Regions from separate parts of the Homo sapiens genome. Here regions 2, 3 and 4 are each linked to region 1. A link is a loop called in an ENCODE intact Hi-C map of the cell type or tissue named here. Cell type or tissue: GM12878. All regions are shown on one strand.

What was found. Hi-C counts contacts between places; a loop is a spot of excess contacts. Peaks named below come from ENCODE experiments on the same cell type or tissue, not always from the same donor. Only the 100,000 strongest peaks of a DNase experiment are listed, where the experiment ranks them.
Region 2: it touches region 1 in a loop (5-fold over the local background); 36 of 110 quality-filtered maps call a loop at or near these places.
Region 3: it touches region 1 in a loop (4-fold over the local background); 4 of 110 quality-filtered maps call a loop at or near these places.
Region 4: a loop joins it to region 1, with 5 times the contacts of the local background. A loop is called at or near these places in 36 of 110 quality-filtered maps.

What each region holds. Positions count from the first base shown.
Region 1 is chr12:124,771,939-124,776,938 of GRCh38, forward strand. SCARB1 (scavenger receptor class B member 1) reads right to left here. Exons shown (of 13, transcript NM_005505.5): 13 at 4,918-5,000. Among named protein-coding and RNA genes, the nearest start is that of SCARB1, 89 kb to the right of the region's middle. RefSeq lists enhancers at 139-208, 2,330-2,489, 2,500-2,549, 2,610-2,769 and a silencer at 2,125-2,419. In GM12878, a CTCF peak has its summit at 84 (motif pointing left); DNase peaks (open chromatin) are centred at 33 and 2,853; H3K4me3 peaks cover 1,642 bases; H3K27ac peaks cover 4,613 bases.
Region 2 is chr12:124,895,940-124,900,939 of GRCh38, forward strand. No RefSeq gene overlaps it. Among named protein-coding and RNA genes, the nearest start is that of UBC, 16 kb to the right of the region's middle. In GM12878, a CTCF peak has its summit at 2,699 (motif pointing left); a DNase peak (open chromatin) is centred at 2,696; H3K27ac peaks cover 583 bases.
Region 3 is chr12:124,824,941-124,829,940 of GRCh38, forward strand. All of the region lies in intron 1 of SCARB1 (scavenger receptor class B member 1), which reads right to left. Among named protein-coding and RNA genes, the nearest start is that of SCARB1, 36 kb to the right of the region's middle. RefSeq lists enhancers at 1-386, 387-1,108, 3,177-3,356. In GM12878, no CTCF peak of the experiment used is centred here; a DNase peak (open chromatin) is centred at 3,101; H3K27ac peaks cover 1,092 bases.
Region 4 is chr12:124,904,393-124,909,392 of GRCh38, forward strand. No RefSeq gene overlaps it. Among named protein-coding and RNA genes, the nearest start is that of UBC, 7.8 kb to the right of the region's middle. In GM12878, a CTCF peak has its summit at 2,548 (motif pointing left); DNase peaks (open chromatin) are centred at 539 and 2,559; H3K27ac peaks cover 1,079 bases.

The sequences.
Region 1 (5,000 bases):
ACTCCGCTCCAGGAACCGGGTGATCCGCAGCCCCTCCCAGGCAGCAGCCTCTGGACCACCTGTGTGCACAGCTCGCCCCCCAGTGGCCGAGCTCGGAATCGTCCTGAAGTCTCGCGTGCTGCAGCCAGATTGCAGGGGATCGCGGATGGAGAGACAAGTCGGGGGGACTTTACCCCCAGGATGGGGAAAAGTCACCCACAATTCAAGCAAAGATGACCCTTGTGACAGATTAACATTTCAGGGCCGCTACCTGGAGAATGGACGGCTCGGGACACGCGTGGGAGCCGGGAGGCCAGTGGACCAGACTGGCAGAGCCTTCAGGTGAGACAGGATGGCTCCAGGGCAGGGGCTCGGACACAGGGTCCCTGGCCCTGGACCCACCCACGGGGCCGCCACCTCTTGAGCCCCACGCTGACCCCGAGAGGCATTGTTTTCAGCCGAGGACCACCGCCCTGGCCCACTCCATTCACTATCCACTTCACCCATCTCTCCTGGGTGACATCGCTGCAAAGCAGGAGACGTCCCTGCAAAGCAGATCTGAGTCACCTGCTTTAAAGGAGAGAACAGTAGGTCTCCAGAGAGGCTGTGTGACTTGTCCAGGGTCCCACAGCTAGTAAGTGGCAGAACTGTAAAGTTGTTTGAGAGGAAGGGCCGCCTCTGTCTGGTCCACAATTGCACCCCCTGTGCCTAGCGCGTAGTGAGCACTGGATAAGTATGTGTTGAAAGAATGGGTGTCCGCGTGAGCCAAGGAGTACTAAGGAATGTGAGTAACCGCCCCGGCCAAAAATATTCGTTTCCAGCACAAGGGCATGTACCGGGGTTTATGCTGCAGGTCCTTGGAGTTTGGGGTTACAGCAACTGGTGTCAGGACTTCTGGTATTCTAGAACATTCTAGTATCAACTGAGATACAAAGTGCCCCAGGAGTCCTGAGACAGGGAAGAACAGCAAGCAGGAGTGATGGGGGAGGGGTGCTTCCTGGAGGAGAGGGCATGGCTGGAATTGCGCCTTTGATGATGGCGAAGACTGAGAGAGGCAGAGAGGGGGGAAAAGGCCACGCAGGGGCGATGCAGGCCGAGCAGGAAGAAGGGTGCATGGGACACAATCATGGGATGGTGCAGAGATTGCAGGTAGCAGGCTGCTTCGAGGTACTGGGAGGAACGTCCTTAATAGTTAGGTATTTATTTTAATGGCGACTGGAAAACTATTACTTGCCCAAAGGACCCATAATTTCACAGATATGACTGCCTTCCTTTTAAAATAAAATTCTTTAAGAAAAAAAGTAAGCCAAATTAAATCAACATGGTAAGTAGTGGAGTCCCATCGTTGGCAGGGGCTGGCGCCTGAAGTGAAGGCATGAGAAGAAAGTCTCGCAGAGTCAAAGATGCTCAGAATCAGAGACACTGAAGCTCGACCGGGTGTCCCGAACCCCAGCCCTCCAGCTGTGGGGCAGGCGGTGCTTCCCTCCCTGAGCCCTGGCTAAGGTCGTTGGCTGGGCTTAAGACCAAGGATGTGTCCAAACGCACACCCTACAAAAAAATCAAACCTCACTCAGAAGCAAGATGTTCACCCAATGAGACACACGGGAGGCTAAGTCCCTCGGGAACACACACACACACACACACACACACACACACACACACACCCCACACACACACAAACACAAGAATGACTTAAGGGCCAGGGCAGTGGCTCATGCCTGTTATCCCAGCACTTTGGGAGGCCGAGGCGGGCGGATCGCTTGAGCCTGGGAGTTGGAGATCAGCCTGGGCGACACGGCGAAACCCCATCTTTACAAAAATATACAAAAAATTAGCCGGGTGTAGTGGCACAGGCCTATAATCCCACCTACTTGGGAGGCTGGCTGAGGTGAGAGGATCGCCTGAGCCTGGGAGGTTGAGGCTGCAGTGAGCAGTGATTGTGCCAGCCTAGGTGACAAAGTGAGACCCTGTCTCCAAAAAAAAAAAAAAAAAAAAAAAAAAACCGAATGCCTTCTGGGGCCTGTCTTTTTTTCTGTTTTATGAGCAGGTAGACTTGAATGCAAGAGTTAAAACTGTCTGTGATGTGTTGCATACACAGATTAAGTCAAAATCCTCACCGTGGCTATCAAATAACCAAAGCTGGCCTCAGCTTCCCAGAGGATCAGACATGGGGAGTTTGAAGGGAACCATCCTCGGGGCCTGGACTCTCTCCTGAGCTTGTCACTCGCCTGCCATTTCCCCGGGCAGGTCACAAGACCCCCCACCCCTCCACTCTACAGCCAACGGGCAAAGCCTCCCTGACCTCCAGCCCCAATCAGAGGGAACTTCCCGGACACAGGTTTCGAGAACCCATCTAAAGATTGGGTAAGAAATGCTTTTGCAAGCCGGTGGTTTCCACTTTGCTGCTTTCTACAAATTTGAAGAAAGGTCAAACGGACCTGTCTGCTGGGAGATCAGTGAGAATCGCTTCCAATGACAGATCGCCGTGTGACATTCGCATACTACCCAGAAGGAGTATAAGAATTCCACTCCCAGTGACTTCCTTATGAAAACAAGGCTTCTCTGCACTTGCAGGGACAAAGAATTGATGGTAAAAATTGGTTTCATTCTAGCAATACGTGACAGTCATTCACGGATACATGAATTAATTGGGGGTGGAGAGGAAGTCCCACTCATCTCAGGACAAGAAGTATTTCTAAGCAAATAAAAGCCACAATGAGAAACCACTACGAAGGGCTGAAGTTTTTTAAAACTGAAAACACCAAGATGCTGGTGAGGACGCAGAGCTGATGGGAATGCAGCCTGGTACAGCGACTGTGAAACTGGCAGTCCCCCAAAAGTGAAACGCAGAGCTCCAGTTTGACTCAGCAGCTCCACTCCGAGGTATACACCCCAGGGAAATGAACGTACGCCTTCACACACAAATCTGTACATGAACGTTCACAGCAGCTTTGTTCATAGTTGCTGATGTGGTTTGGCTGCGTCCCTGCCCAAATCTCATCTCGAATTGTAGTTCCCATAATTCCCATGTTGTGGGAGGGAGCCAGTGGGAGATCATTGAATCATACGGGCGGTTAACCCCATACTGTTCTCCTGGTGGTGAGTAAGTCTCACAAGATCTGATGGTTTGATCGGGGGTTTCCCCTTTCACTTGGCTCTCATTCTCTCTTCTCTGGTCCCATGTAAGACATGACTTTGCTTCTCCTTTGCCTTCCACCATGATTGTGAGGCCTCCCCAGCCATATGAACTGTGAGTTCATGAAACCTTTTTTCTTTAAAAGTTACCCAGTCTTGGGTATGTCTTTATCAGTGGCGTGAAAACCAACTAATGCAATTGCCAAAGGCTGCAACCACTCTACGTGTCCCTCAATAAGTGAACGGCTGAAAAGCACTGGTGTGTGCACCCCATGGAGTTCTGCTCAGCAGTGAAAAGAAAGGAACTATTGCTACACACAACAACAGGCATGCATCTAGAGACAGTGCTGAGTGAAGGAAGCCAGGCTCAGAGGGTTACAGGCTGTAGATCCCATTTAGAACATTCTGGAAAAGGTAAAAATAGCTAGTGGCCAAGGGCTAAGCATGGGGATGAGGGACTTCCCTACAAAGTGGGAGGAAGGCAGCACAGGTCGCAGGCTGGGTGCAGTGGCTCACGCCTCTAATCCCAGCACTTTGGTAGGTTGAGGTGGGACTAATGCTTGAAGCCAAAAGTTTGAGACCAGCCTGGGCAACAGAGCCAGACCCCCATCTCTACAAAAAAAAAATTAGCCAGGTGTGGTGGCACACATCTGTGGTCCCAGCTACTCGGAAGGCTAAGTCAGGAGGCTCTCCTGAGCCTGGGAGGTGAAGGCTGCAGTGAGTCAAGATTGAACCACTGCACTCTAGCCTGGGCAACAGAGCGAGACTCTGTCTCAAAAAAAAAAAAAAAAAAATTATGGGAGCCCACTGTAAAACAAACAAAAACAAAGGGAAGACATGAGGAAATCTTGGGGGATGATGAAATTGTTTTGTCTTGATTGTAGGGGTAATGACTCAACTCTATAAACATGTCAAAATTCATGGAATTGTACACACACTCACACACAACTCTAATCTGTAAATGAAAAAGATATATAAAATGCATACCAAAAGGACATGCATTCCAATAAAATTTTGCTACTTTGATATGTCACATAAAACATAGTAATATAGTTTTGACCAATTGTGTCCTGAGACTTGAAAGGCAATCCAGATGGTATAGGCTAAATGTTTGTGTTGACCCAAAATTCCTGTTGAAGCCCTAACCTCCAGTGTGGCTGTGTCTGGAGATGGGGCCTCTAAGAAAATAATTAAATGAGGCCCTGATCTGATAGCATCAGTGTCCTTATAAGAGACACCACAGAGCTCTCGCTCTCCCTCTCTCTTCCCCCTTTCACACCGAGGAAAGGCCATGTGAGGACACAGAGAAGGCGGCCGTCTGAAGCCAGGAAGAGACGCCTCACCAGAACCCAACCCTGCTGGAACCCTGGTCTCAGACTTCCAGCCTCCAGAGCTGTGAGAAATAAATGGTTTAAGCCACCTATTGATGGTATTTTTTCTTTTTGAGACAGTGTCTCACTCTGTCTCGCAGGCTGGAGTGCAGTGGCATGATCACAGCTCACTGCAGCCTCAACCTCTTGGCTTCCAGCAATCCTACCTCAGCCTCCTGAGTAGTTGGGACCACAGGCGCCCACCACCACGCCTGGCTAATTTTTGTATTTTTTTTGTATTGATGAGGGTCTCACCATATTACCCAGACTAGTCTTGAACTCCTGGCATCAAGCAATCCTCCGGTCTTGGCCTCCCACAGGGCTGGGATTACAGGCGTGTGCCACCACGCCCGGCCTTGATGGTATTTTGTTATGGCAGCCCCAGACCTAAAAAAATTTACCCTTGATGGTCACAAGAAATAAAAAAAAAAAGTTTGCTTCAACTTATATATTTATGTTGCAGGCAAGTATAGGAGTGATTAATAAAAGGCTTAAAAGCATCAAATATAAATATCA
Region 2 (5,000 bases), 120 kb after region 1:
GCAGTGAGCCGAGATGACGCCACTGCACTCCAGCCTGGGCGACAGAGTGAGACTCCGTCCCCCCCCCCAAAAAAAAAAAGAAAAGAGCGGCTTAGACTCTGCCTGGGATGGGGCCTGGGTTGGTCAAGGAGCTTTCTGTTAGCTGCTGTAACAAATCATGAACATAGTGACTTAAAACAACACAAATTGATTATCTTCTCATTATCTTTCGTTTCTGGAGGTCAGAAGTCCAAAACGGTTTCACCTGGCTAAAGTCAAGGAGTCTGCAGGGCTGCATCCCTTCTGGAAGCTCTAGGGGACAATCCGTTTCCTCACCTTTTTCAGCTTCTAGAGGTCGCCTGCACTCCTTGGCTCACGGCCCCCTCCTCCACCCGCAAAGCTCATCACTCCAGCCGCTGCCCCTGTGTCCACGTCACCTTCTTCCCCAAGACTGACTCCTGTGTCCCTCTCATAAGGACCCTTGTGGTTACATCAACCCACCAGATAAGCCCCAGATCATCTCCCCATCTCGGCACTTTTAATTTAATTCCAAAGTAACACAGTCACAGGTCCCAGAAAATTAGGATGCAGACATCTTTGGAGGAGCCATTGTTCAGCCTACCACAGAGGGCCTCTTTGATGGATAAAATCTGAATCAAAACCAAATGATTGAGAAAAAGTCACCCATGAGAGCAGAGCATTCTGGGTAGGGGTGGGCAGCAAGTGCAAAGGGCCTGTGGCAGGAGCTGGTTCGGCAGTTGGAGCACAGACCGTGAGACAGAGAGTGGCACCAGGGACGGGCCCAGGGCAGCTGGACCTTGTGGTCTGCAGCGAGGTATCATCCTTCCTTCTGCTCTGGCTGGGATGAGGATGATGAAAAACAAACTCAGGTTCATGTAGGAGACAGAGACGGTGTGGGACAAACAACAGATAGGACAATCTTGGAGTCTCTCCAAGGAACTGACTTTGACCTCAGACCTGAGTGGTCAGGGGGGCAAGGATCGGGAGGCCCTGGTCCTGTAGGGCCTTGTAGCCTTCGCAGAGGAAGTTGCATTTTTTGTGTATGCATTGGGAAGAAGCAGTTGATGGGGTTTAAGCAGGGATGGGGCAGGAGTCGTGTACCAGTTTTAAGGCAATCCCTGGCTGCTTTGCAGAGAGATTCAAGGATGAGCTGAAAGTCTCTATATTGAGAAGTTTTGCTCATCATAATCCGAAAGGAAGGGGAAGAAAACAGTTTGGCAGTTCACCAACAAGTTAAACATACAGGGAGTCTCTCTGAACCTATTCTGGTTCAGGGTCTGCTTGATTGAAACAAAAAAACGAAAAGAAAAAGAATCAAGTTATACATAGCATCACTATATGACCCAGGAATTCCACTCCTAGGCATACATCCAAGAGAACTGAAGACAGGCACTCAAACAAACACCTGTTTATGCATGTTCATAGCAGCAGTATTCATAACAGCAAAAAGCAAAAATACACATCACATAATACTCATTCACTTTTAACCATTTAAAAAACTATTTGGGAGACAACTCAAATACCCATCAATGGATGACAAAATGTGGCCTGTCCATACCACGGAATATGATTCAGCCATAAAAAGAAATGAAATATTGGCTGGCCATGGTGGCTTATACCTCTAATTTCAGCACTTTGGGAGTCTGAGGCAGGAGGATCACTTGAGGTCAAGAGTTAGAGACCAGCCTGGCCAACATAGAGAGACCCCATCTCAAAAAAAAAATTTTTTTTTAACACTGATACATACTACATCATGGATGAACCTCGAAAACCTGCTGCTAAGTGAGAGAAGTCAGGGCCAGGCACAATGGCTCACGCCTGTAATCCCAGCACTTTGAGAGGCTGAGGTGGGCAGATCACCTGAGGTCAGGAGTTCAAGACCATCCTGGCCAACATGGCAAAACCCCGTCTCTACTAAAAGTACAAACAAATTAACTACGCATAGTGGCAGGCGCCTGTAGTCCCAGCTACTTGGGAGGCTGAGGCAGGAGAATCACTTGAACCCGGGAGGCGGAGGCTGCAGTAAGCTGAGATCACACCACTGCACTCCAGCCTGGGAGACAGAGCAAGACTCTGTCTCAAAAAAAAAAAAAGTGAGAGAAGCCAGATACAAAAGGCCACACAGTGCAAGATTCTATTTATAGGAAATCTCCAGAGTAAGCATATCCATAGACAGAACACAGAGGGGCTCACGCCTGTTATCTCAGCGCTTTGGAAGGCTGAGGCAGGAGGATTGTTTGAGGCCAGAAATTTGAGGCTGCAGTGAGCTATGATTGCACCACTACACTCCAGCCCAGATGGCAGATCAAGACCCTGTCTGAAAAAAAAAAGAAAAAGAGACAGAAAACAGATTGGTGTTCACCAGGGACTGGGGAGAGGGAGAAATAGGAGGTGACTACTAATGGGTACAGGGGTTTCCTTTGGGAATGAAGGAATGTTCTGGAACTAGATGGAGGAGGTGGTTGCATAACATTGTGAATGTCCTAAATGCCACTGAACTGTACACTCAAAATGGTTAAAATGGTGAATTTTTTTTTAATGGCGAGTTCTGTGTTATGAGTATTTTACCACAATTTTTAAAGGACGGAGGAGATGGAGGGGTGCGGAGATGGAGGGGTGCAGGGACGGTGTGGGGAACGGTGGCGCCACCTGCGGGTACCACGCTCCGTGCCCACTTCCTTTAGGTGATGCCAGCACCCGGCTAGGAGCGAGTCACCTCCCCACTCCCCCTTGTGGCTGCCTTATGTTTTTTGTGGTGGCCTTGGAGAGAACCGGGGTGCCAGGACAGCCTGCATACGCTTGAGAGATGCTCTGGCTTTTGGCCATGGACTCTCAATTTAGGTTCGGTAACATTTCACCAGGGCCCTTGCCAGCCCCTAACTCAGCGTGGTGCCCGTGAGCACGCACAGAAACCTCCCCACGCTGGGAGGGGGCAGTGCTCCACCATCTGGGAACATTTTAGAAGCCCCCCAAATGGAAGACTCAACAATTGTTTCCTGTTTCTGCCTGCTTTCTAAACATTTTTCCACGTCTTACCACCATGCACATAGTTTTTAACTATTTTATCCATTTGTGTGTGTGACACTAAGGGCATTCACATTGCTGTGCAGCCGTTGCCACCATTCATCTCCAGAACAGTTTCGTCTTCCCAGACTGAAACTCGGTCCCCATTTTCATCCTGCAAAACTACAACTCCATACCCATTAACCCATTTCCTGTTTAGAAAAAAAAAAGTGCAGTTTGCTGCCAGCACTCATTTAATTTTACATAAACACGCTCTTTGAGGCTGAAGCAAATGTGACTGATTTTCAATGTGAAAATAAAATATAAAAACTGTTCTTGGCTGGGCACAGTGGCTCATGCTTGTAATCACAGCACTTTGGGAGCCCGAGGCTGGTGGATTGCTTGAGGTCAGGAGTTCAAGACCAGCCTGACCAACGTGGTGAAACCCCATCTCTACTCAAAATACAAAAATTAGCCAGTTGTGGTGGCAGGCACCTGTAATCCCAGCTACTCGGAAGGCTAAGGCAGGAGAATCGCTTGAACCCGAGAGGTGGAGGTTGCAGTGAGCTGAGATCGTGCCACTGAATTCCAGCCTGGGTGACAGAGCAAAGAGCTGGGATTACAGGCGTGAGCCACTGTGCCTGGTCTACACTGGTGGACTTTTAGGGTTGTTTTTTAGGGTTGTTTTCTGATTTCGGCTGTGAGCATGGGCACACCATAATTCTTTTTTTTCTTTTTTTTTTTTTTCTTTTTGGAGACAGAGTCTTGCTCTGTCACTCAGACTGGAGTACAGTGGTGCGATCTCAGCTCACTGCAACCTCCGCCTCCCGGGTTCAAGTGATCCTCCTGCCCACCACCATGCATGCCACCATGCCCAGCTAATTTTTGTATTTTTAGTAGAGACGGGGTTTCACCATGTTGGGCAGACTGGTCTCAAACTCCTGACCTCGTGATCCACCCACCTCGGCCTCCCAAAGTGCTGGGATTACAGGTGTGAACCACTGCACCCGGCTATAATTATTTTCAATGTTACACGCTTCAGCTAAGTCACCAGGGTTGTCCCTCTGTGGCTGCATGAATCTTAGATTCCAGGAGCAAATCAGTCCATCAGCCACTGAGGTTGGGGCAAGTGAAAAAGGACAGCCCTGCTGGCCAGGTGCAGTAGCTCACACCTGTAATCCCAGCACTTTGGGAGGCCAAGGCAGCAGGATCACTTGAGCCCAGGAGTTCCAGACCAGCCCAAGCAACATAGCAAGACGCCATCTCTACAGTCCCTTATTTGTTAAATGAACAAATAAACAAACTGCACAGTTAAATGAACAAACTGCACAATTACTTTATAACAAAATTACCTTTGAGAAACATTATAATTTTTTAAACAGTGACAGCCAGGCACTCTTGCAGTTTGTCATAGCTTCTGCCATTCCATATCCAATTCCGTCTTTCTCTCTGCATCCACCATAGCTAATAATTAGCAACACAAGCTCAGTGCAAACGACAGATGAGGCAATCATCACAAACATTAGATGCCCTCCTGGAGGGCAAAGTCTCCGCGTCCCCAGCTGAGATCCCAAGGGCTTCAAGAAGTGTTTTCTACATGGAAAGTGACTTTGTCAAGTGAAATAATCAATGAGGTCCTTATTGTGTGAGGGAACACAGAATAATTTTTAAGGTAAAACTATCACCGGGCACGGTGGCTCATACCTGTAATCCTAGCACTTTGGGAGGCTGAGTCGGGTGGATCACCTGAGGTTAGGAGTTCGAGACCAGCCTGACCAACATGGAGAAACCCCATCTCTACTAAAAATACAAAATTAGCTGGGTGTGCTGGCACATGCCTGTAATCCCAGCTACTCGGGAGGCTGAGGCAGGAGAATCACTTGAACCCGGGAGGCAGAGGTTGCAGTGAGCCAAGATCACGCCATTGCACTCCAGCCTGGGTAACAAGAGTGAAACTCCATCTCAAAAAAAAAAAAAAAGAAAGAAAGAAAACTATC
Region 3 (5,000 bases), 53 kb after region 1:
CAGGCCAGGTGCAGTGGCTCACGCCTGTAATCCCAGCACTTTGGGAGGCTGGGGCGGGCAAATCATGAGGTCAGGAGATCGAGATCATCCTGGCCAACACAGTGAAACCCTGTCTCTACTAACAATACAAAAAAATTAGCCAGGCGTGGTGGCAGATGCCTGTAGTCCCAGCTACTCGGGTGGCTGAGGCAGGAGAATCGCTTGAATCCAGGAGGCGGAGGTTGCAGCGAGCCAAAATTGCGCCACTGCACTCCAGCCTGGGCAACAGAGCGAGACTCCATCTCAAAAAAAAAAAAAAAAAAAAAAAGCTGATCCCCACCCACCCCACTTATTTCACAACCCACAATCTGATCACATCTGACAGTTTGAAAACTCTGCCCTAGAAAGATTCTCCTAAGTGTGCAAGAAAGCGCCAGAAGAATTGTCAGACCTCAAAAAAAGAACAGAGGGCCAGGCACGGGGGCTCACGCCTGTGATCCCAACACTTTGGGAGGCCGAGGCGGGTGGATCACTTGAGGTCAGGAGTTCCAGACCAGCCGGGCCAACATGGTGCAACCCCGTCTCTACTAAAACTACAAAAATTACCCAAGCACGGTGACATGCACCTGTAGTCCCAGCTACTCGGGAGGCTGAGGTGGGAGAATCGCTTGAGCCCAGGAGGCGGAGGTTGCAGTGAGCCGAGATCACACCATTGCACTCCAACCTGGGTGACAGAGCGAGACCCTGCCTTGAAAAACAACAGAGAGCCCAGCCAGGTTCTCAGTCAAAGATAAGCTGGGCTTCTGCACACGGTGGCTGCACAGTGAGTAAACGCCATCGACTTGCAGATATCTCAAAGGCAGAATCTTGACAGAAGGACAAATACTGCAGGACAAATACTTCCAGATTTGTCTTTTAGAGGTGAGGAATCTGAAGACATTGAATACACAGAGAGTTGAATGGTGCTTACGGGGCGGAGGCTGGGGAGGTGGGGAGATGCAGGTCACAGGGCGCAAAGCTGCAGTCATGTGGGATGGGTGGTCTGGAGGTTGCATGCACAACACGAGGACTGTGATTAATACTGTACTGTATACTGGAAGCAGATTTCAGGTGCTCTCACCACTAAAAACAAAGAGGTGGCCGGGACTCATGCCTGTAATCCCAGCACTTTGGGAGGCCGAGGTGGGAGGATCGCTTGAGGTCAGGAGTTTGAGAACAACCTGGGCAACATAGGGAGCCCATCTCTATAAAAAATACAAAAATTAGCCAGGCACAGTGGCGCGCACCTATGGTCCCAGCTACTCAGGAGGCTTAAGTGGGAGGATCACTTGAGCCTGAGAGTTCAAGGCTGCAGTGAACCGTGATCACCCCACTGCACTCTAGCCTGGGTGACAGAGCGAGACCCTGTCTCAAAAAAAAAAAAAAAAAAAGAGGTGACTATATGAGGAGATACATATGTTAATCTGCTTAACTGTAGTAATCATTTCACTATGTGTGTGTATATAGCAAAACAGCATTTGGATGCCTTAAATATACATAATTTTTATTATTTATTTATTTTGAAACAGAGTCTCGCTCAGTTGCCCAGGCTGGAAAGCCTTGACTTCCCGATCTCCCCAGATCAAGCAATCCTCTCACCTCAGCCTCCTGAGTAGCTGGGACTACAAGGCACATACCACCACGCCCGGCTATTTTTTTATTTTTTTATTTTTTTGCTTTTAGTAGAGACAAGGTCTCACTATGTTGCCCAGGCTGGTCTTGAACTCCTGAGCTCAAGAGATCCACTCGCTTCAGCCTCCCAAAGTGCTGGGATTATAGGTGTCAGCCACTGCACCTGGCCTCAATTTTTATTTTTAAAGAAAAAAAAATCTTGAGTGAAGAAAAGGCTAAAGAAAGAAACAATTGACATGGGCCTCTTGATGTGAATTTTCCAAACACATGAAATAATACTCTATATTCTTTCTGAAGACAAACCCATGTGGAAATGTAGAAAAACATTCAGGGAAATGATACCTGCAAACAATCTCAGGAGAGGGCTGGGGGCTGGGGATGTGGGGAAAGCTTTAACTGTCATTGTGAACATGTTATTTCTTGAAAATAACATACGAGCCACCGTCCGAACATTGGCCTACAAGCCCCTCTGCCTGGTCTGGCCCCTGTGTTCTCTCTGGCCCCACATCCAACTGTAGCAGGACAAGTCACAGACAAAACTCCTCAGACACCGGATTAAAGAAGGAAGAGGTTTTTATTCGGCCGGGAGCATCGGCAGACTCGCGTCTTAAGAGCCGAGCTCCCCGAAAAAGAAATTCCTAGCCCTTTTAAGGGCTTACAACTCTAAGGGGTCCATGTGAAAGGGTCATAATAGATCGAGTAAGTGTGAGGAACGTGACTGGGGGCTACATACATCAGCTAACAGAACAAAAAGTTTTACAGTGCTTTCTCATACAACGTCTGGAATTTACAGATAACACCAGTAGTTTTGGTCAGGGGTTAATATTATTATTATTATTATTATTTTAACCACCAGGGCCAGGTGGTGGCGCCAAGGTCGTCTAGCTATTTATCTTACTTCTGTTTCTTTCCATCTTTTTGCTTTCTCCCTTTTCTCCTGTCTTATAAACTAGGGAAAAGGGGAGGCTGGGGAGAAGCTGGGAAGGACAACAGCAGAAGCGGTGGTCTCATTCCACAACCACTGTCTGTTACTCAGCCCAGCCCCACAGCCTCCTTGCTATCCTGTCCAAGAGGCCACGCTCCTGCCCCAGGGCCTTTGCACCCACTGCTTCCTCCTAAACACGTGGTCAAATCCCTCACCCCTTCGAATCTCTGCTTACATGCCCCCTTCTCAGAAGGCTCATCCAACCTGCCCCTAAAACTCCTGACCTCCCGACCTGCCGTGTTGTTTCCATGCTGCTTGTGGCCTTCGAGCACACGGTATAATTAGCTTATCAGGTTTATTGCTGTCCATCTGTATCACCTGCCTGGCCATAAACCCACAAGGGCAAGATCCTCAGCTGCTTTGTTTGGCGATGTGTCTGTCCTCAGGGCCTGGGACAGCTCTTGGCACCTTGCAGGAGCTCTGTAAATATTTTCTGGGTGAATGAGCAAAAGTGAGACCTGAAACCATATAATCAACGTGGAAATGTCTAGCGGGTGGTAACGCTAGTCCTCCTTTGTGTGTTTTAAACAGCTCATACTTAAGAAGGGATTTTTTTTTTTTTAAATACACAGAGAGTACCGCCTGTTTAGGCCGGGGCAACAACTCGGTAAATGTGTGATGGATGAGATGAAGATTTCATAGACATTAATTTTTAGCATTCTCTTCCTACCACCCACAGCACTCTCCCCTGCACCTGGAGAGGCCCCTGACCTCCAAACCTAACACCCCGCTCGCCCAGGTGCCACCTCCTCCATGAAGCCCACTGGAACGACCTCGGCCTACAGTGAGGCTGCTCTGACCTCATTGGGATTGCAGTTCATGCCCTGTACAATCATCCGCCCCATGCTAGATGCTATGCTAGGAATTTAAAGACACAGGGATGAACACGATGGGGCCCCTGCCCTGAGACGCCCCTGCCCTCAGACACCAGGGGAGCAGAATCGTCTGGACGATCTGCCCGGCCCTGTTCAGGTAGCGAAACACTTCCACCTACTTCACCTCTTAAATTCTCAATGGCTCATCTCATCGAAGCAGACACTGAGGCTCCAAAGCCAAATGCCTGACCAAGGTCACAGGAGCAGGGAGAGACAGAGCCCCAGGCTCCGTATCCACGTCTAGGCCTGTGCCCTCACGCTTCTCTCCTAGGCCATCCCCGCTGGGCTCCTTGCACGGGAGCTTCACAAATGAATCATTAACTTGACCTGGCCACTGAATTGCAAGGTCTAATTCCTCCTCCTATGAGAAGAGAAAACAGGCTTCCAAGAAACACACCTCTGACCAAATGAGCCAAGAAGCCAATTTGCCCAGACGAAGCCTAGTTCTGGGACAAGGCCAGGCCCTGCCCACTCTGGACCAGCAGTCAGTGGCTGACTACACTCTCAATCCCAGGGCTCCAGGCATCCCCAGCTCCATGGGGCCTTAAGATGCAGGAACAACTACGACACAGGCTAATCCAATCTGGGACTTGGGAACACCACACCCTTGGCTCATGTTCCAACTTCTTTTGATTTTTAAAGGACTAAGGTAAGAAGACTAAAATAAAAGGTTTTTACAAGAAACCCACGCTTGTAAGTTGCTTAAGCGAAGAGGTTGAGTCATTCCTGAGTCCTCCATTTTCCTCCCACCTAGCACCCTCCATCAGCAAGGCTGGGCTGCTCTCGCTTTAAAGCATGCCTCAAATCCATCCACTTCTCTCCAACACCATCCTGGCCCCCATCCTGGCTTGTATGGATGGGTGCCGTAGTTTCCCCGCTGTTTTCCTGCCTCTGCTCTTGCCCCCCGCCCCGTTCTCCCCACAGAATCCAAGTTATCCTTTTAAGATTAAAGTCAGAGCATGTCATTCTGCTCAAACCTCCCCCATGCCTCCCTATTTATCTCAGAATAGAATCTAAATTCCTGACAGTGACCTATGAGGTCTTGCACAACCCAGCTCCCTATAGTCACTCCAGTCTCCTCCCCCATTCCTATCTGCCTCGCTCACTCTGCTCCAGCCACACTGGCCTTGCTGTGCTCCTGAGCCACCAGGCAAGTTTCTGCCACAGGGCCTTTGCACTGACTCTTTGCTCCTCCAGGGGCAATCTTTCCCCTGATGCCCACAAAAGTGAGCCCCTCACTTCTCAAGTCTAAAGTCACTTTCTCCGTGAGACCTTCCCTGAGCAATTTTCAATCCCTTAACCATCTCTATTGAGCCCCACTGTATGGCAGGCTCTGCTCTAGGCCTGGGCACTTCAATAGTGAACAAAATGGATGAAAATACCATTCTTCCTAAAGCAGCCCTTCCCCCATCACATTATATTCATCACCCTGTTTTATCTCCCTGACATTATCAATATCTGAAATTTCTATGTAGTTGTTGATAAGTCCC
Region 4 (5,000 bases), 130 kb after region 1:
GCAGAATGGTAATAACATCATCTGGAGGTTATGATGATGTCATCTGGGTGGGAGGTAAATTTTTTTTTTCTCCTTACACTGGGCCCCACAGAAGGGGGTGAGGTTTGGCTCCAGGTTTGGGGGATATAGCTAAGGAAGGATGTCAGCTCTGGGCCAAAGACAGGAATGACCTATCAGATCCCCCAGGGAAGGAGCAGGACCCTGGAGCATTAATATCTGCGGCACACAATTGTGATTTCTCCGCGTTGCAATTTCCTTTCACTACCCCCATGTCTAGCTGTCCTAAGGAAAGAGCCAGATCCCTGAGGCAACCCAGAGAAGCCAAGTCTAAGATGTCAGAGGTCATGGGCAGAATCTCCCAAGGCAGCCAGCTGGCTGAGTGACAAATGACAACAAGCACAGATTTGTGAAGAGTGCAAGCATTCTTCAGAAACTCCCAAAAATACCAGTGAGGAGAAACTGGTAAGTGGACTTCCTCGAGGAGTCACGCACAGTGCAGAACAGACCACTGTCCCACGTGCTTGCAGGGACACGCTGGCCTCTAAACACTGGCCCACACAGCGCTGAGTCACACTTGCCCCTCCCTCTTGCCTACGGTCACTCCCCAGCCACAGTTGATGCTAACGAGCTTCGCCCTTCACTCCCGGGAGTTCGGCAGCTTTTGCACATTTTAAGATCAACTGAGAGTTTATAAATATGCCCCGTTTTTCTATGACCATCGCTATGGGAAGAGATGAATGTGTTCTAACCTGTTTCCCATCAAAACTTGTGTTCTAACCCCAAAAGGAAAAGCAGCAATAAAAACAACCAAAACATTTTTTAAAAATAGGTTCTATAGTTTCAAAAACAATAAAAAGAATAAGAGCCAAGCCTGGAGGTGCGCGCCTGTAGTCCCAGCTACTTAGGAGGCTGAGGCAAGAGGATGGCTTCAGCTGGGGAGGTTGAGGCTGCAGTGAGCTGTGATCACACCACTGCACTCCAGCCTGGGCGACAGAGGGAGACACCGTTTGTAAAAAAAAAAAAATTTTTTTTTTTGAGATGGAGTCTCCCTCTGTCACCCAGGCTGGAGTGCAGTGGCGCAGTCTCGGCTCACTGCAACCTCCGCCTCCTGAGTTCAAGCGTTTCTCCTGCCTCAACCTCCCGAGTAGCTGGGATTACAGGTGCATACCACCACGCCTGGCTAATTTTTGTTTTGTTTTGTTTCGTTTGTTTGTTTTTTTGAGACGGAGTCTCTCTCTGTCTCCCAGGCTGGAGTGCAGTGGTGCAATCTCGGCTCACTGCAAGCTCCGCCTTCCAGGTTCACGCCATTCTCCTGCCTCAGCCTCCCAGGTAGCTGGGACTACAGGCGCCCGCCACCACGCCCAGCTAATTTTTTTTTTTTTTTTTTTTGTATTTTTAGTAGAGACGGGGTTTCACCGTGTTAGCCAGGATGGTCTCAATCTCCTGAGCTCATGATCCGCCTGCCTTGGCCTCCCAAAGTGCTGGGATTACAGGCGTGAGCCACCACTCCCGGCCTCCTCCAGCCCCATCTCTTCACATGCTTTTCCCACCTCAGTTATGCTGGTCTCCTTTCTGTTCCTCAAATATGCCCAAGTCTTCCAGCCCCAGGGCCCCCGTGCTATTTCCTGCCTCTCCACCTTCTGCAAAGCTAAGGCCCATCTTCCAGGTCTCACATAAATACTGTCTTTCCCGAAAGCCTCTTCCAACCATCCACAAGCAGGATCCCAAACTCCTCCCATTCAACCTGACAGCCTCACATAGCTCCTGTCACCATGTGTAATTTTTGCTTACTAGCAGATCAAAGAACAGAAGCAAGCCGTTTGATTGTTTCTTTTTGTTTTGTTTTGTTTTTAGACAGAGTCTCACGAGCCTCCTTACAAAATAGAAAAGTCAATGGGATTTCAGGGAAAATGGATAATCTTCGTTGGGGGCAGTCAAGGAAGGCTTTGTGGAACCTTTGAATTAGATCTTGACATTATATCTTGACAGTACTTTGAATAAATACAAATAATGTTATTTTTTTGTTAAGACTCATGCAACCGCATCTATGTAAATGAATCCGTACATAGTATTCATTCGAGTGTGAAATCAGACTTTGGGATGCTTTAAAATTTAACAGTCAGGAACACTTACTCTATTTTATGGACTTAAATTTGTTGAGGTGGCAGGGAACAACTTGAGTGAAGGGTGGGACATGGCAGTGTGTATGTGGGGGAAAAAGGTGGCCAGCAGATAAGGGAAGCAGGGGACAGAGTATTTTGAGGGATTAGACCTGACCAGCTATAACAGGAAATAGAGGCTGTAGATTGAAGGATAGCTACAATGGATGTTATGGAGAAATTCCAACTGGGGTGGAAACATGTAGCTGCAAAATTGGAAGAGCAGCTTATTCTAGGCAGAAAAGAAGAAAGTAAAAGGCATCTGAGGGGACACTAAATTAATGCTTACTGATAAGTAAACAAGCCTCTGGAAGTAGAAAGGTAAAAGCATAAATTGCTTGGTCAACCACAACCGCTTGGGAGTGCTGCAGGCTTCATGACTAAACCAAAGTCTGTCCCTGAAGCTCCCTCTTCCGGCAGAAATAAATACTGCACACTAAGCTGGCTGACTCCTTTAATTAAAAGGTGCTTGCCAATCTCTAAACAGTATACCTGTATGGGAGTCATAATTGTAATATCTTGGTGAGGATTTTGTTGTGCTTTCAGGCAAACCATAAAAGGAACACTAATTTAAATAAATACAAACAATGTTATTTTATTCTTAAGATTCAGGCAACCACATCTATGTAAGTGAATCCTTACATGGTATTCATTCAAGTGTGAAACCAAACTTTGGGATGCTTTAAAATTTAACAATCAGGAACAAGACTCTGTTAAAAAAAAAAAAAAAGAAATGTTAGAACTCTGTCAAACTATAAAAATATAAAGTGAAATAGCACAGTGCAGACAGACTGTACAGACCAGTGTGCTACCTTTCATGTAAAGGGGAATTACATATATTATATATATGATTTTTTTATTATTTGTGTATATACAGTACTCACTGTATATGCATAAAGTCTGCAAGTACATGCTGGGGGGAAGGGGTGGATGGGAGACAAGGATGGAAGATTTTTTTGTTGTTTTTTTTTGGAGACCGAGTCTCGCTCTGTCACTCAGGCTGGAGGGCAGTGGCACCATCTCAGCTCACTGCAACCTCCACCTCCCAGGTTCAAGAGATTCTCCTGCCTCAGCCTCCCGAGTAGCTGGGACTACAGGCATGCATCACCACGCTCAGCTAATTTTTGTATTTTATTAGAGATGAGGTTTTGCTATATATATATATATATATATATATGAATATATGAATATATATATATGAATATATGAATATATATATATATATGAATATATGAATATATATATATTGGCCAGGCTGGTCTCGAACTCCTGCCCTCAGGTGATCTGCCCACCTCAGCCTCCCAAAGTGCTGGGATTACAGGTGTGAGTGGCCTGGAAGATTTTTTATTATATACTGTTTAAAAGTTTTTAAGTAGTTGAAACACATGAAGACATCACCTCAAAAAGTTATATTAACAATTCAAAAATATGCACATTAAGGATTAATTTTTTTGAAAAATTTAAAAATTGAGAAATATCATGGGACAGTAACACAGTAATCATGAAGAATTATAAAAATAAGTGCTGGCCGGGCGCAGTGGCTCAAGCCTATAATCCCAGCACTTTGGGAGGCCGAGGCGGGCAGATCACAAGGTCAGGAGATCAAGACCATCCTGGCTAACACAGTGAAACCCTGTCTCTACTAAAAATACAAAAAAAATTAGACGGGCTTTGTAGCGGGCGCCTGGAGTCCCAGCTACTCGGGAGACTGAGGCAGGAGAATGGTGTGAACCCGGGAGGTGGAGCTTGCAGTGAGCCGAGATCACGCCACTGCACTCCAGCATGGACAACAGAGCGAGACTCCGTCTCAAAAAAAATAAATAAATAAGTGCTAAGGCTGATTATTTTATTAGCCCTAAGAATCCAATTAAAATAGAAATCTTGTATTTATGCTATTCTTTCAAAATCTTTATGTAAAGCAAGCTTTTAATAGGATGTTATAAAAATAGATTTTGCTCCTTGTGTTCAAGTTTCTCCTCTTGAAATTGCACATTTTACATTTTTTAAAAAATTAAAATTAAAAAACAAAATAGTATGATAGTGTTAATTTGGCAGTTCCAACTTTAGTAACCTATCTTACAGAAATATGAATAGACAAAATAAAGATGTGTGAGGATGTACTTTGCAGCAGCATTATAATAGCAAAAACCTGGAAACAAATATTGATGGACAGGTTAAGTAAATCATAGGACATTCATACAATGGAATACTAGCAAAAATATTAAAAAGAATGAGGTAGATCTAGATATGCTAGTATGGAAAGATGTCCATAATTATCTAGTTCCCCACCTCAAAAAAAAAAAAAAAACCTGAGAATCATTATACTGAGAATGGTCCAATTTGTGTCTGTATGTACATAATATGTACATAACAAATATAGTATATTTTTACACAGGGGAAAAGTCCAAAAGAATATCAACCTGTAAAAAGTAGTTATCCCAGCTGGGCGCGGTTGCTCATGCCTGTAATCCCAGCACTTTGGGAGGCAGAGGCAGGCGGATCACAAGGTCAGGAGATCGAGACCATCCTGGCTAACACAGTGAAACCCTGTCTCTACTAAAAATACAAAAAATTAGCCAGGTATGGCGACGTGCGCCTGTAGTCCCAGTTGTTGGGGAGGCTGAGGCAGGAGAATAGCGTGAACCAGGGAGGCGGAGCTTGCAGTGAGCCGAGATCGCGCCACTGCACTCCAGCCTGGGCGACACAGCGAGACTCCATCTCAAAAAGAAAAAGTAGTTAGTTATCCCTGGAAAGTAAAATTGAGTAGGAACTTAAATGGGTTACTATCACCTTTGACTTTATAAACCTGCACACAAACACACAAAATGTGTATGTATTTAA